Regions from separate parts of the Homo sapiens genome. Here regions 2 and 3 are each linked to region 1. A link is a loop called in an ENCODE intact Hi-C map of the cell type or tissue named here. Cell type or tissue: PC-9. All regions are shown on one strand.

Region 1 (5,000 bases):
GAAACAGCGTGAATCACTGGGAGGCTGACTGTAGTTCATCATGTCTAGGTTTGGTGCTCAGGACTGAACTCAGGCCCTATCTTCTCCCTGAAGCCTGCAGCAGGTGCCCCACCCCATCAAGTTCCAGCCCCCACCGCCCCCCAGCTCCACCTACTGACAGTCGCTTGTTTCCCTTCTGTTCTTTCTCTTAGGAATTTTTTTGGTGTGAAGTCTTCCTTTCCCAGTCTTAGAGAGGGTCCCAAGAGGCCAATGCTTCTCCCACCCAGTGCTCAGAGCTCTTATTCCACCATGGGGATGTCTTGCCCGATTCTGAGTGGGTACAGTGTTCACCGAGGAGGCAGGCTGAGGCAGTTGGTAGCAGCACTGAATCCCACCCCAGCCCATTGGGTTTTCAGTCTGAGGGGCTTCTCCAGTGTGTGCCTGAGCCTGGCTGACACCTGGGCCAGTACGCAGGTGAACATTCTTCTGGGAGGGGAACTGAAAGCCTGTTGTAGCCAGTTTCTCAGTGATCCTGATCTCCTGGTTTTCAGGCCCTTGAATGGTCTCCTGCCACATTGCATCAGGGTCGGTCTGCATGGCCCACAAGTACAGCAGAAGTGATGGCATATGCCTTCGAGGCTAGCTTAAGAAAGACACGGTGATTAGCCTGCATTAGTTTCTGCCTTGGGCTGCTCACTATGGAAGCCAGCTGCTGTGTTGTAAGGATGTTCACGCAGCCCTCTCAGAGGTCCCAGAGGTGAGGAACTGACGCCTCCTGCCAACAGCCATGTGAGGACCCATCTTGGACGTGAATCCTCCCGCCTCATATCAAGCCCTCACGTGACAGCAGCTCTGCTTAATATCTTGACCGCAACCTCATGAGAGACCCTGAACCAGAACAACTCACCTTAGTCGCGTCCAAATTCCTGACTCTAAGTTACCATTAGAGATGACACACGTTTTGCTGTTGAGGCTGCTGTTTCAGGGCAATTTGTTACATAGCAATAGATAACTCATGCAAAGCACTTGGCAACTCTAAGTGGTTTTTCCCACTGCGTGTTTGGGGAGGCTTCTGGACTGGGGTTTTGCCTCCTCTGCCAGACAGGAAATATTAGGGTTCCCAAAAGATCACAGCAGCTCACTCAACAGCTCCTTCCCTCGCTCCTTCTCTCTTCCCAGCAAATTGAAGGTACTTCCCTTTAAGCAACCAAAATCCAACAACAGATGCTTCAACAATAGATGCAAAAAGAAATCTGAATTGGGGGAGGGTGAGAAAAGAAAAATAAGAAAAAAGGGAAGAAAAAGATCCATCCCTGTGAGGTCTGAGAATAAAAGAAGGAAAAGGAAAAGAAAAAAAAAAAAAAAGAAATCACCAGTGAACCCCTACCTGGCTAAAACAGAGTTTTCTCCTCATCTCCACCCCCAGAGGTCTCCAGTCAGGGAGGTGACTGGCCTTGGGCACTGGTACATTCCCAAACACTATGTAAACAAGCCCCATCAGACCCTTCCAGCCTCCGAAGCTGTCATTGCCTCCCTTTTGCTAAGTTGGTATTTAAACCTTTACCTCTGGCTGTACAGCAAGGTACTTATTACCGAGTGCTCCCACATATGAATAGACCTCGTCTTTTTTCCCGTTCGTATGTCTATTGTGAGTCATTTCACAAACCCCCTCCTCAAACCTAAGTTGGTAGAGGAAAAGACTTTTCTCCCAGCACCCTCAAGTCAAAGAAATTCCCAGGGGCTGTCAAGTGAGAAGTTCTGGAGCCCACTGCACTGAGTATTCTCTCTGGTCAAAATGAACTTTCCTAAGAACAACCACCTCCAATAGGGGAGATGCTGCAGGGACCCCAGATACACCCACCACACCCAGATACAAATGGCCAGAGGCCCTTGGAAACACAGCTCCTGGACCTTAGGTCATAGCTGAGGCACCCTCTGACATACACAACGCTGCATCATCGCCTGGTCTGCAGCAGCTTCTTTTTGGGTTTTGGCTTCTTTAACAAACACTTAGTGCTTGCTATGAGTCAGGCTCTCTTCTAAGTATGTTAGAAATATGAAGTCATTTAATCCTCACAACAACCTGCCTAGGAAGGTATTTTTACAGATAAGGATCCTGGGGCACAGAGAGGTGAAACAATTTGCCCAAGGCCACACAGTGCATGAGTGGCAGGGCCAGCCTGGCTCCATGCTCTGCCCTGAGATGAGAATGGACCCAGGGTCCATTTAGTGAGCATTCTGTGCCACCAGGGCACTGTTTCTTGGCCAGCACTCCTGGGGCTGGACAGGGTTGTGTATGTTGGTTTGGGCTGGGGGGAATCCAGGGGTCCATGTCCAAGCAGGGCATCAGCTCTTGAGGAAGCAAGGCCATGGCCTTACTAGAGAGAACTTCGTCTTCCAGGGCCAATCTCCACAGTCAGCTGAGGGTCTGCCTGAGCCCTGCCCAGGGTAGGAGGGGCTCTTGTGCGCAGGCTCATACCTGCTTCCTCACCCCTGCCAGGTTTGCCCCTATGTTTCCCACCTTCCTGGACCAGTGCCCCTCAACTAAGGGCAGTTTTGTCCCCCAGAAGACATCTGACAATGTCTAAAGGCATTTTTGATAGTCATGACTAGAAGGCTGCTACTGGCATCTAGTGAACAGAGGCCGGAGATGCTGCGAAACAGCCTACAATGCACAGAACAAAGCCTCACCACAAAGAATGGTCTGTCAGTAGTGCGGCGGTGAGAAGCCATGATCTAGGCCCACCTCACGGCATCCTTAAGGCTGAGAACCCCTCCCGTGTGATCTGTGTCTTGTTACAGCAGGGGTCCAGCGTCCTTGGAGGGCCACACCCATCCTCACTTTGGCGTCTCCCAGAGGCTACAACAGAAAGTGAAGGACTCAGTTTGTACTGCAGCCTCAAGTTCTTGGAAATAAAATAAGGATGTTGAGGTCCTGGTAAATGTGGTGGCCATTATTTTGCATCAGGCTCTGTGCTGAGCACTTTATATATTTTATCTTATGTCATTCTCATAAGCCAGTCTGTGATGCTATTATTATCCTTCTTTTATAGATTGGGAAACTGAGGCTTTAAAAAAGTAGCTTGCTCAAGGTCACACAGCTAATAAACCTGGTGACAGTCTGCTTTCTAGCCTAACCAGGCCCTGGTATACATACTTAGGAAAGTAAACATGGTAAATGCCCAGGGAGAGCCCACTCTTGGCCTGGCTTATGTCCTCCCCTGGGATCAGCACCCCTCACTCCACAGCACAGTTGCAGCTGAAGCTCTCAGGGCCAGCTAATTCTCTTCCCCTCTCTGGTTCTTACAGAAGGAAGGGGAAGAGTACAGAGAAGCAAGAGTAGGGTTAATTTTTGTGCAGGGACAGTTAAGACAGAGAGGAAGGGGCAGGGAAGAGATGGACAAGGGAGGGAGGCCTGGGAGCTTTTTATTATTTATTATAGCAGGGGAAAGAATGGGAGGTTTGTTTCTAAGCCATAAATACTCTCCTTTGATCCCTGTGTCTATCAGAGATAAATTAGTCACTCTTAGGCCTCAGAAATTAATGACTGTCCTAATGATCACCCTAAGTGACCTTGCAGCATTCCTAATTCTCACCACTCCCTGCAAAGTAGCTGTGTCAGGGTTTGGCAAGGTTTGGGGATGAGGCAGGACTGAGCGGGATGAAGGTGTAATTTCATTCCTCAGCCCCAGCCTCACTTTGCAGAGATGAAATTGGCCTCTACTCCTAAGGCCAGAGAACAGTCAGAACCAGATCCCAACTTCTGGGCTCTGCCCTCCCTGGCTTTGCTTCAAGCACAGGGATGGGGAGCACTGCGTAAGGAAGCTTCAGGGCCCTGTGGAATTCTGACCTGGGAGAGGGTGGATCCCCTAGGGGTGTGCAGGCCTGCGAGGGGCACCTGAAAGCAAGAGGGCATTTGGATCAGGTTAACATCTGACCTCTCAGCAGGCCCTGCCCATTCAGACTGGGGAAGAGCTTTGAAGTTTCCTTTGTGTGATGTTTTCATGGCCCTGATCCTACTGTACTGGAATTAGCCCGAGGCCCTGCCCCTTCCCTGGAGATTTGTTCCCCAACTGCAAAAGTCTTAGAAAAATACCGCAAGCTCCACCCACCATCCCCACACCACTGAATGCTTTTTCCTTAGGCTAAAATACCAGGGAGGAAAAGGCCTCAGAACCCCCACCAGGAGACATTCTGTGCGTGTTTACAGTTTCTCAAGTGGAAAGCAAGGACCCCTGGAACCAGATCTGAGGGCAGGTGCTTCCCAGATAAGCATGTTATGGGGTGGGGAGGATGGAGTAAGGGAGGGAGAAGCAAGATTGTCCCTGGAGGCTTCCCAAGCCACGGGCCAGGTCCAGAACAGCAAGGCTGTGGGTTCTGGCCAGAGAGAAGAGGAAGCTGGTGAAGCCAGGCCTTCCGGCCGTGCTCAGTGAGCAAACCATTGTGCCTAGTGTGGCCAAATATCCATCTCGGGGATCTCTCTCTGAGCACCAATGGCTTCTCCTATACTATTGCTCAAGTCCACCATAAAAGCAGTGTTTAAAAACGAAGGGAGAGGAAGACAAAAGAGAGGAAAGCGGAGAGAGAAACGGGAGGAGACGGAGAGAAGCAAGGAATCCCAAACTAGACTGCTAGATTCTGCTAGATTCGGCTTTTCAGAGTAAAGACTCTGAGCAATAGTGCCATCTTGTGGCTATGAGTAGGAATTACAATTAGTTTTCTCTCTCTCTCTCTCTCTCTCTCTCTCTCTCTCTCTCTCTCTCTCTCTCTCTCAATCTCTCTCCCCCCCTCCCTCCCTCCCTCTCTCTCTCTCTCTCTCTCTCTTTCTCTCCCCCTCCCTCCCTCCCTCTCTCTCTCTCTCTCTCTCTCTCTCTGTCGTCTACTCATGGTGTTTGCAACTGCAGGGGCACAAGCCATGGATTTTGTTTCCACCCGAGACAATTGCCTCTCCCCCGACACCTACACCCCAAACTACTCCAGACTCTGCACCCTCTTCTACACACCTCTGGGGTGAGTCCACA
Region 2 (5,000 bases), 420 kb before region 1:
GTCTTTACAAAAAAAAAAAAAAATATATATATATACACACACACACACACACACACACACACACACACACATAATGCCAGGCATGGTGGTGCATGCTTGTAGTCCCAGCTACTCAGAAGACTGAGGTGGAAGGATTGCTTGAGCCCAGGAGGACAAGGCTGTAGTGAGCCGTGATTGTGCCACTGCACTCCAGCTGGGTGAGAGAGGAAGATCCTGTCTCAAAAGAAAAAAAAAAGTGATGAATTACATTTTCATTTTTCATTCAAATTCTTTTTTTTCTTTAGTATCGTAGCCTAATTTTTAAATTTGTTTTGGCTCTGAGCCCCTTGCTAATTTGCTAGGCTAGATTAGGCAAACAGAAATCAGCACCCTGAATTATTTTCTACTCTTATCTTAAAGAAGTTTATGGTTTGTGAATGTGTGTGAGAGAATTTTATAAAGCAAGAAGTTGGTAGCTTTAAAGAATTCTGGACTTAATGTTGATCTGCAACATTTAGAATTTTTTATTTGAAATGTTATTGATACAGTATGAATGCTTGTTGGAATATGAATTCTACTTCAAGGTGTTAGATGATGTATTTGCAGAGATACATAGACCCTGCTCTCAAAGTTTAGACTCTGTTGGGTCAAATAGACTTTTTGACATAATTTCATTTCATTGAGGTAAGTGCAGGGATAGAGATATTAGGGCATTTTTGGAAGAGAAAGGGGCACTTACCTTACTAGGAGAGGAGGAGTATTGGGGAAGCCATACTTGAACTGAGTCTTGAATGGTGAATAGAAATTAATCTGTTGAAGGTGATGATAAGACATTTCAGAACATTTAGAATAGCACGAACAGAGACACATAGAAGAAGCATCATATTGGGATTGCTAGTTGGGGAATTACAAACAGGTTAGTGCTGTTTGAGTGTCAAGTGCGGGAGGCAGGAAGTTGTAAGACACTAAAAGATAAGCAGGGCCTGTTGTGTTGAGTTTGAACTTCATGCTCAGTGATTCTCAAACATATCCAGCCCAGTGTTTCTTTTTTTGTAGTAAATATTTTCTAATGCTCCTTTATGATCCTTAAAAGGAATTCTTATAATTCACATATAATAAAATTAAAACATAATTTCTAATATGATGTCATAAATGTAGTACAAAGGAAAAGTATAAGAAATCTAAACATGATTTGAAATATATATTTTAAAATATAAATGCTTAAGCATTATATCATTAGAACACATAATGAATTAATCAGATGCTTGTACCTATACATGGTATTACTGTGAATGCACAGCAACAAATGCAGGTATATAAAATGTGTTGTATTGGTAGGTAAGATATTTTAAATGGTATTGTCACTGGTAATGAGATTTTTCAAAATACTTAACATCCTATTTGTAAAGTTCTGACCAAGTCAAAGTACAAGTTGTATTAATTGCATTCCTGGAAAACTTGGTGTTTATTAAAACCGTGAAAAAATACTTTTTTATGTAAAACAAAATACTTAATTTTTAGGCTGAAGTAATTATAAACAGGTTTTTCCACACAATGTCAGATGGGACATTGCAAAGTCATGTGAGACACAGGTCTTTTTGTCCTGTGGGATGTTCTTGGTCAGGGGTCTGCAAACATCAGCCCACAGGTGGTCACACTGCCTGTATTTATATAGCCCATGAGCTAAAAATGGTTTTTACATTTTTAAAGAGTTGTACGAAAAAGGGAAGAATATGCAGCAGAGGGTTACAACTTTTACAGAAAACTTGCCAACTCCCGTTTCTTGGGTATTGAAGGATGCCGAACATCCCTAGCTCATGCTCACTTAATGCGAACAGCACTCCCTCCAATCACTGTGAAACCAAATGTAGCCTCCACCATTTCTCAGGTGCCTTTGGGAGGGCAATACTACCTGGTTGAGAACCACTGTTTTGGTTTATCAGTTTTCAAATTTTTATTCCTCTGCGACACATTTAACAGATAGTAATACATGCATAATATAGTTCTATGCAGAGTTCCTGTGTTTTTAATTTTCTTTTTTTCTTCCATTCAAGTAAACAATTAAAATGAGGGAGGTAATTGTTTAATATAAGGATACTTTGAAAACCCTCTGATTTATACTTATAAAAATCTTTACAAACATTAATACTTGTACTACTACTACTGCTAACTATATTATGTACAACTTACCTTATACCTCATAGGAGAGTGCTTCACACCATCCTGCCTGACCACCACTGAAGCAAGTAATAGTCAGCCATGGGATAACTTTAAACAAGCAAGTGCCAGCATCCTATATTTATATTATAGATAGATCACTTTGATAGTGGTATAGAAGATAGACTTGAGGGAGTCCACACTTAGTTTAGGTTCAAGATAGTGAGGGCTTCTACCAGCTAGTAGGGACAGATCAGAGGGGACATATTATTAGAGAATTATTTCAGATGTAACAATCAGTAGAACTTGACAACTGAAAGTTACAGGCATTTGTTTTTCTTTTTCTTTTCGAACTCATTTTACTGCCAGAGGCATTTGTTTTTAACACTTTGTTGCCTGCCAGAATCACTTTGGAAGCTTTTTAACAATACCAGTGCCTAGGCTTTACTCCATAATTCCTGGAAATCAGAATTTCTGGGATAATAGCTGGGCGCTGATATTTTAAAATTGTACTTCAGGATTCTAATGTGCAGCCAGTGTTGAAAACCACTGATTCAAGATGTGGAAGAGAGAGAAGAATAAAGGATGAGTACCAGGCTGTCAGCCTAGGCTGCCAGTAGATGGAAGTAGTGTGCTGTGAACAGTATCTGTTTTATGGTAGCTATTCAAATATTTCTTAAGTGAAAATTGATGACTTTGAACCTAAACCAAAATCAATTTCTCATTTAATTTTTGATTGTTCTAAATTTGGATGAATTGACCCTAGTTCAAGATATTATTGACTGGAACCCAACCAAAATAACTTTTGTCACAGATGAAATTATATCAGAATGGATATCTCTTGATATTATTTGAGAAGAAGAATGATACAAATTACCTGAGTTGTGACATAATATTGTGAAGCAAGGTGTCAGTGGAAATAATTTGACTTAATTATAGTATATTATACAAAATAATTCCTTCCTTCCTTCCTTCCTTCTTTCCTTCTTTCTTTCTTTCTTGGCGGAGTCTCGCTCTGTCACCCAGGCTGAAGTGCAGTGGCGCAATCTTGGCTCACTGCAACCTTCGCCTCCCGGGTTCAAGCGATTCTCCTGCATCGGCCTCTCGAGTAGGTGGGATTACAGGCACCTGCCACCACCCCCGGCTAATTTTTGTATTGTTAGTGGAGATGGGATTTCTCCATGTTGGTCAGTCTGGTCATGAACTCCTGACCTCAGATGACCTGCCCACCTCAGCCTCCCAAAGTGCTGGATTACAGGTGTGAGCCACCACGCCCAGCCTGTATTTGTATTGATTGGCATAGCCAGAGGTTTGGGGTCCTGCTATCTGGTAAATAGGCAGATATTCAGTAAATGTTTATTGAATTGTAATGTGAAATATCTTTAATGTACCAGAAAGTTGTAATATTTACCATATAATTTTTTATATTAATGAAGAAATGAAAGACAGCTTGTTTTTCTTTCAGCTCCAGTCTCACTTGCTCTGCCTGTGTTCTACTTGGTGTTGTTACCTTTACATTCTTCTGTTCCCACTGCCACCACCCTCTTTTAGTCAAGACTCTTGGTTCCAAATGATAGGAATACAGCTTAAATTGAATAGTTGATGGAATTTTGGGTTGTCTGTAGGAAGGATGCTGAGATAGCATTATAGAATTGCAGGAAGGCCTGCAGGAACTAGGGTCTTGGGAACTATAAAACAGGGATATCACCCCATTAAAATCCACTCTCACTTCATTCTATTTTCTTGCAGACATGCTTTTGCCAAAAGGTCCAAGAAAATGCTGTCTGTAACTCCAGCCTCATGTCCTTCTTATACTATGACCCAAAAAGACAAGATCATTTCTCCTGCCCTAAATTGGGACCAGTCAGTGCGCCCAGAGAAAGGAGGATATTGTGATCTGTCTGGTTTGGAGCTTATGCCAGTCCCCATGGCCACTAGCAGATAGGGGCATAGCAAAGAAGAGGCAAGGGGAGGCTTACCCTGGGGACTAAGTTATTAACTGCTGCTGTCCTCTCCTAGGCTCCATTGCCCTAGCCCTCTGAAAATTTTTCACTTCAGTCCAACTACTTACTGTTATCAGATTCAGCTTAAAATTTTTTTTTCATTAAAAACATTTTTAAAAGAGAGACAGGGTTTTGCTGTGTTTTCCAGGCTGGTCATTGTCAACCTCCAGGGCTTGAACAATACTCCTGCCTCAGCCTCTGGAGTAGCTGGGACTGCAGGCGTGTGACACCACACTGGCCAGATTCAGCGTTCTAAACCACACGTTGCATCATGATTTCCCAGTTACCTAGCCTTTAGTGGCCCCTCATTACGTATATATAACAATGTCTAAACTTGATGTACTTTAATCTGGCTCCAGACTGCCTTCTCAATCTTATCTCTCAGTTTTTCTATTCACTGTTAAACTGAGCTAGTTGGCCTTCTAAGTTCTGAGAACACTTACATATTCCTCACTCAGTCATCTAAACTTTAAGTAAAAAATTTGTGGTAATACTCTTCAAATCATTGTTTGATGTCTCAGGATCTCTGAAGGCCAGCAACTGAAGCATTGTAGCTACTCATTAGGGACTGGCATCTCTGTATCATTGTTGACAGAATGTACCAGTTTACATTTTTTTCAGTGGTAGTGATACCGAGTCTACTTCTCTGTGTAGTCACTTGTGACAGCTAATCAGAGGGAAACCTGGCTTAACTGTTGAGGCTTTGGCCCTGCACTTATCTCATGGTGCTTTCAGAAAAATCAGTTGACTGCTTGAAGCTTCAGTTTCCTTTTCTGTAAGTTGAGAGTGAAGAGCACTATAATACTATCATCTACCTCATTGCCTTTGAAAATTGATTATGAGGGTCAAGTGCAGTAATAC
Region 3 (5,000 bases), 1.3 Mb before region 1:
AAGACCGGCCTGGGCAACATACCGAGACCCTATCTCTACAAAAAAAATTAATAAAAATTTTAAAAAGGAATGAAGTAGATATGTGCTACAACACGGATAAACCTTGAAAACATGCTATGTGAAAGAAGACAATCACAAAAAGTCACATATGATTCCATTTTTATAAAATGTCCAGAATGGTCAAATATATAGAGACAGACAAGATTAGTGGTTGCTTAGGGAAGGAGAGAGAAGAATGATATGGGCACCTGGGATGATAGCTAAAGGTTACAGAGTTTCTCTTTGAGGTGATGAAAATGTTCAAAACTGATTGTGGTAATGGTTGCATAAGTCTGAGAGTATACTTAAAACCACTGGATTGTACCATTTAAATGGGCGAATTGTATGATATGTGGATTATATTGCAAGAAAACTGTTTCAAAAAGGCCAGTATTGCATCAAATTGCATTTGGGTAATAGAAATATAACCCACAATCTCACCAATTTATCCTAACAGCTACATCATTTTGTTTAATCTCTTCTTGTGTTTGCCTGGGTGTGTATATCCATCATGCATAGGGTAGTGTTATTATCTGCTTTTTTACAGACAGACAAACTGAGACCCAGAGACGGCACTGTGTCTAAGAGCAACAGAAAAAGTGGTTTGAGCAGTGTGCTCTTGATGACAGTGTTGCTGTGTTAAACGAATTAATACATGAAAGGACTTGGAATACTGCTTGACATATCGTAAGTGCTCAAAAATGTTAGCTATTATTAGTAGACCACATGAAAGACTTTTAGAAATAACTGTATTGTGCTTATTCCCATTTTTGGCTTGGCTCACGTTATTCCCCCACCTAGATGGTTGCCTTTTGTTTGCTGCCTATTGAAATTGTTCCCTTGTTCAAGGCCCTGCTCAAATCTCCTCTTTCATGAAGCTGCTGACCTCTTCTTTCTGTGTGGTATTGTGCTCACAACATTGGCACACTTTAGCAGTCTCATGTTCTCATTGTTTTGTTGTTATTGGTCTTGTTTCTGTGACCAGCTCTTCTGCTCTATTAGAAATATTAGAAATATATTGTTGGCCAGGCACGGTGGCTCACGCCTGTAGTCCCAGCATTTTGGGAGGCCAAGGTGGGCGGATCACAACGTCAGGATTGAGACCATCCTGGCCAACATGGTGAAACCCCCGTCTCTACTAAAAATACAAAAATTAGCTGGTGGTGTGGTGGCACATGCCTGTAGTCCCAGCTACTTGGGAGGCTGAGGCAGGAGAATTGCTTGAACCTGGGAGGTGGAGGTTGCAGTGAGCTGAGATCGCGCCACTGCACTCCAGCCTTGCAACAGAGCGAGACTCAAAAATAAATATTTTTTTGGCTGGGAGTGGTGGCTCACACCTGTAATCCCAGCACTTTGGGAGGCCGAGAAGGTGGGCAGATCACCTGAGGTCAGGAGTTCGAGACCAGCCTGGCCAACATGGTGAAACTCCGTCTCTACTAAAAATACAAAAATTAGCTAGGTGTGGTGGCACGCGCCTGTAATCCCAGCTACTCAGGAAGCTGAAGCACGAAAATCTCCTGAACTCGGGAAGGCGGAGGTTGCAGACTTTAGTTCATTTTTGAATGGCAGATATAACTGTTGGTTGTTTTAATCATGGCACTTTTATGTGTCTAATATATTTGCCCAAATTTAAAAAAATTAAGAGAAAGAAATGTAGGCAACTGTCAGAATTAGTATATATCACGAACAAGTACTTGAAGGGATCTCTCAAGTGTATTCATTTTTAGCCATGATTAGTCATATAATACCATAAGTATATGTAGTTATATACCAAGGGAAGAAAGCTGACTCTTCCCAGTAAGTGATGGAACTGAGTACTTTTAAATGACATCTAGTTTTGTCCAATGAATAAGAGTTAATGCCTCTCTGACAGTGGCTCTGGATTTGGGCCTAATGACAGCATTTTTTAGAGGTAACCAGGTGACTCTGTTGTGCAGACAGGTTGAAAACTATACTGTTATGTGACATGATAATCGTTAAAAGACCAACACTGTAAGCCACAGCTAGAAATGTGTTCAGGAGCATAAAAAAATCAGGAAAGCATAGATTCTTTATACCAGAGCACTATCATTAGGTGGTGCTAAAAGTGCAGGAAAACCACATTAAGCTCTAAGTTTGGCCTGCCTCAGCCCACGTGTATATCATTTGTAGAAGGAAACAGAATACTGGGAAATAGCTGATAAGAGAAATTATAGCTAAAATACGTAGGGAATTATAGAAAGCAAATATGAAAAGGGAAAGAAAGCAGAAAAAGAACAAAGAAAACCACTTACAAGATGGAGTTTAAATCTGATGCTCTTCAGTGCCAGAATTGCCTGTTTTCAGAGTCATGCTTTTGTATATTAATAACACAGGTTCTCTAAGCATTTAGAAGTCTCTTATAGTTCTGAAAATTGAGAAAGGAAAAAAGTTTAAAGAGTCTAAAAAAATCAAGGTTGGGCGCATTGCCTCAGGCCTGTAATCCCAGCACTCTGGGAGGCCGAGGCGGGCGGATCACCTGAGGTCAGGAGTTCGAGACCAGCCTGGCCAACATGGTGAAACCTGTCTCTACCAAAACTACAAAAATTAGCTGGGCATGGTGGCACATGCCTGTAGTCCCAGCTACTCGGGAGACTATGGCAGGAGAATCACTTGAACCTGGAAGGTGGAGGTTGCAGTGAGCCAAGATCGCACCACTGTACTCCAGCCTGGGCAACAGAGCGAGACTCGTCTGAAAAAAAAAAAAAGAAAAAAGAATCTAAACAAATCAATATAAGTGATGGCAGCCAAGCGCAGTGGCTCACGCCTGTAATCCTAGCAGTTTGGGAGGCCGAGGTGGGTGGACCACGAGGTCAGGAGTTCAAGACCAGCCTAACATGGTGAAACCCTGTCTCTACTAAAAATACAAAAATTAGCTGGGCATGGTGGCATGCGCCTGTAATCCCAGCTACTCAGGAGTCTGAGGCAGGAGAATCACTTGAACCCGGGAGGCAGAGGTTGCAGTGAGCCGAGATGGTGCCACTGCACTCCAGCCTGGGCGACAGAGCGAGACTATGTCTCAAAAAAAAAAAAAGATGATGGCAAGCAAACTGATGCAAACTCTTAAAGAATACTGAGGCTAGGCTGGGCGTGGGGGCTCATGCCTGTAATCCCAGCACTTTGGGAGGCCGAGGTGGGTGGATCACGAGGTCAGGAGTTCAAGACCAGCCTGGCCAAGATGGTGAAACCCTGCACCTACTAAAAATAAAAAAAATTAGCCAGGCGTGATGGCAGGTGCCTGTAATCCCAGCTACTTGGGAGGCTGAGGCAGAGAATTGCTTGAACTTGGGAGGCGAAGGTTGCAGTGAGCCGAGATCACGCCACTGCACTCCAGCCTGTGCGACAGAATGAGACTGTCTCCAAAACAACAACAACAACAACAACGATAATAATAATAATAATAATAATGAGGCTCACACCTGTAATCCCAACACTTTGGGAGACCAAGGTAGGAAGATCGCTTGAGAATGTGAGACAAGCCTAGGAAAACATAGTGAGACTCCATTTCTACAAAAAAAAAATTAGCGGGGCATGGTGGTGTATGCCTGTAGTCCCAGCTACTCAGGAGGCTGAGGTGGGAGGCTCACTTAAGCCCAAGAGGTCAAGGCTGTAGTGAGTGATAATCATGCCACTGTATTCCAGTCTCCAGTCTGGGCAACAGAACGAGACCCTGTCTAAATAATAATAATAATAATAATAATGAAATGTTTCTCCTTTTAGTAAATATTTTTAAGTTGGCAAAACGACATCTCCTAAATATGTAAATTAAGGTATAGAGTACATAGCCTGCTAAACTCTGCACACTGTCTTTACTGTAGTTATCTGAAGAACTACCACCCTTTTTCTTCCTATCCAGGTGAGGCAGAGACACAAAGATATGGAAGAACATTGGACAGATTTACATCGATATATTAATTAAGGTGATTTCAGAGTTGGAGCAGGAGAGGAAGCCTTATAGATATTTTTTTTTCTTTTTGCTTGCTTGTATTTTCTTTTTAATTATTATTCAGTATTTCAAGTAGACAGAAAAGTACAGAGGATAATACAACAAATATCCAGGTACCCACCACCCAGCATTTTTACATAGTAGCATTTGATGTTTTGAAATAAGACATAAAACATTCCAAATACCCTATCACCGAGGATCCTGCATCCTCTTCTTTTCCCAGAAGTGAACATTTCTCTGAATTTGATGCTTATTATGCCCATGCATGTTGTTATACTTTTACTACATATTTTATGTAGCTACAGCATAATATGCTATGTTTACTTTATATAGTGACCTCATACTATACATATCCTCATGCAATTTTTTAGACTCTGTTTGAGAATTATATATTTTGATTCAGGTAGCTTAAGTTTATTTTAGCTACTCAGTAGTAATGTATTCTATTAATCTACTAATATATATTTCTTGTCTATGGACATTGAGGTTATTTTCAGTTTTTTCTTTAATGTTGTAGCAAAAACTTTCACTCATTTTTCTTGTGCCTACATGGGTATACACATTGTGAACTTGACTAAACATTTGCAAAAAGTTTTCTCCGGCGTTGTACCAGCTTAGGCTCACAAGCAGCATATGAAAGTCCCAGTTGTTCTGTTTCCTCACCAAAAATCGGGGTTATATCAGTCAGAATAACTAAATTATGCTACAGTAACACAATCACAAAAATCTCAGTGTCTTAATTCAACGGTCTATTTCTTCTTCATGAAGTTTTGTTATCATAGTCACTCAGGGACCAGGGCTGATGGAGCTTCCATCCTGACACCTGCTTCAATGAAGTAGGGGAAAAAACTGACTAAAGGGCTCAAATTTGGCTCTTCCCAATTTCTGCACACAAGTGACGATATCAATTCTGCTCACAATTAGTTGGCTCACACTTGTTTTAACAAGTCTTGTGACCACATCTAACTTCAAAGAGTTCCCACTCCTACCTTTAGGA

The links. Peaks named below come from ENCODE experiments on the same cell type or tissue, not always from the same donor. Only the 100,000 strongest peaks of a DNase experiment are listed, where the experiment ranks them.
Region 2: it touches region 1 in a loop (16-fold over the local background); 95 of 110 quality-filtered maps call a loop at or near these places.
Region 3: a loop joins it to region 1, with 7 times the contacts of the local background. A loop is called at or near these places in 3 of 110 quality-filtered maps.

Annotation. Positions count from the first base shown.
Region 1 is chr2:62,407,600-62,412,599 of GRCh38, forward strand. No RefSeq gene overlaps it. Among named protein-coding and RNA genes, the nearest start is that of TMEM17, 96 kb to the right of the region's middle. RefSeq lists enhancers at 509-558, 2,034-2,123, 2,364-2,443, 3,375-4,134, 4,406-4,595. In PC-9, a CTCF peak has its summit at 2,608; DNase peaks (open chromatin) are centred at 2,012, 3,592, 4,022 and 4,622; H3K4me3 peaks cover 1,049 bases; H3K27ac peaks cover 3,195 bases.
Region 2 is chr2:61,990,870-61,995,869 of GRCh38, forward strand. All of the region lies in intron 1 of COMMD1 (copper metabolism domain containing 1), which reads left to right. Among named protein-coding and RNA genes, the nearest start is that of COMMD1, 88 kb to the left of the region's middle. In PC-9, a CTCF peak has its summit at 2,752 (motif pointing right); a DNase peak (open chromatin) is centred at 2,762.
Region 3 is chr2:61,133,551-61,138,550 of GRCh38, forward strand. It overlaps LOC105374759 (a long non-coding RNA gene), which reads right to left. Exons shown (of 3, transcript XR_940137.1): 2 at 2,313-2,425. It also overlaps a transcript of SANBR not described here. Among named protein-coding and RNA genes, the nearest start is that of C2orf74-DT, 8.9 kb to the right of the region's middle. In PC-9, a CTCF peak has its summit at 2,143; no DNase peak of the experiment used is centred here.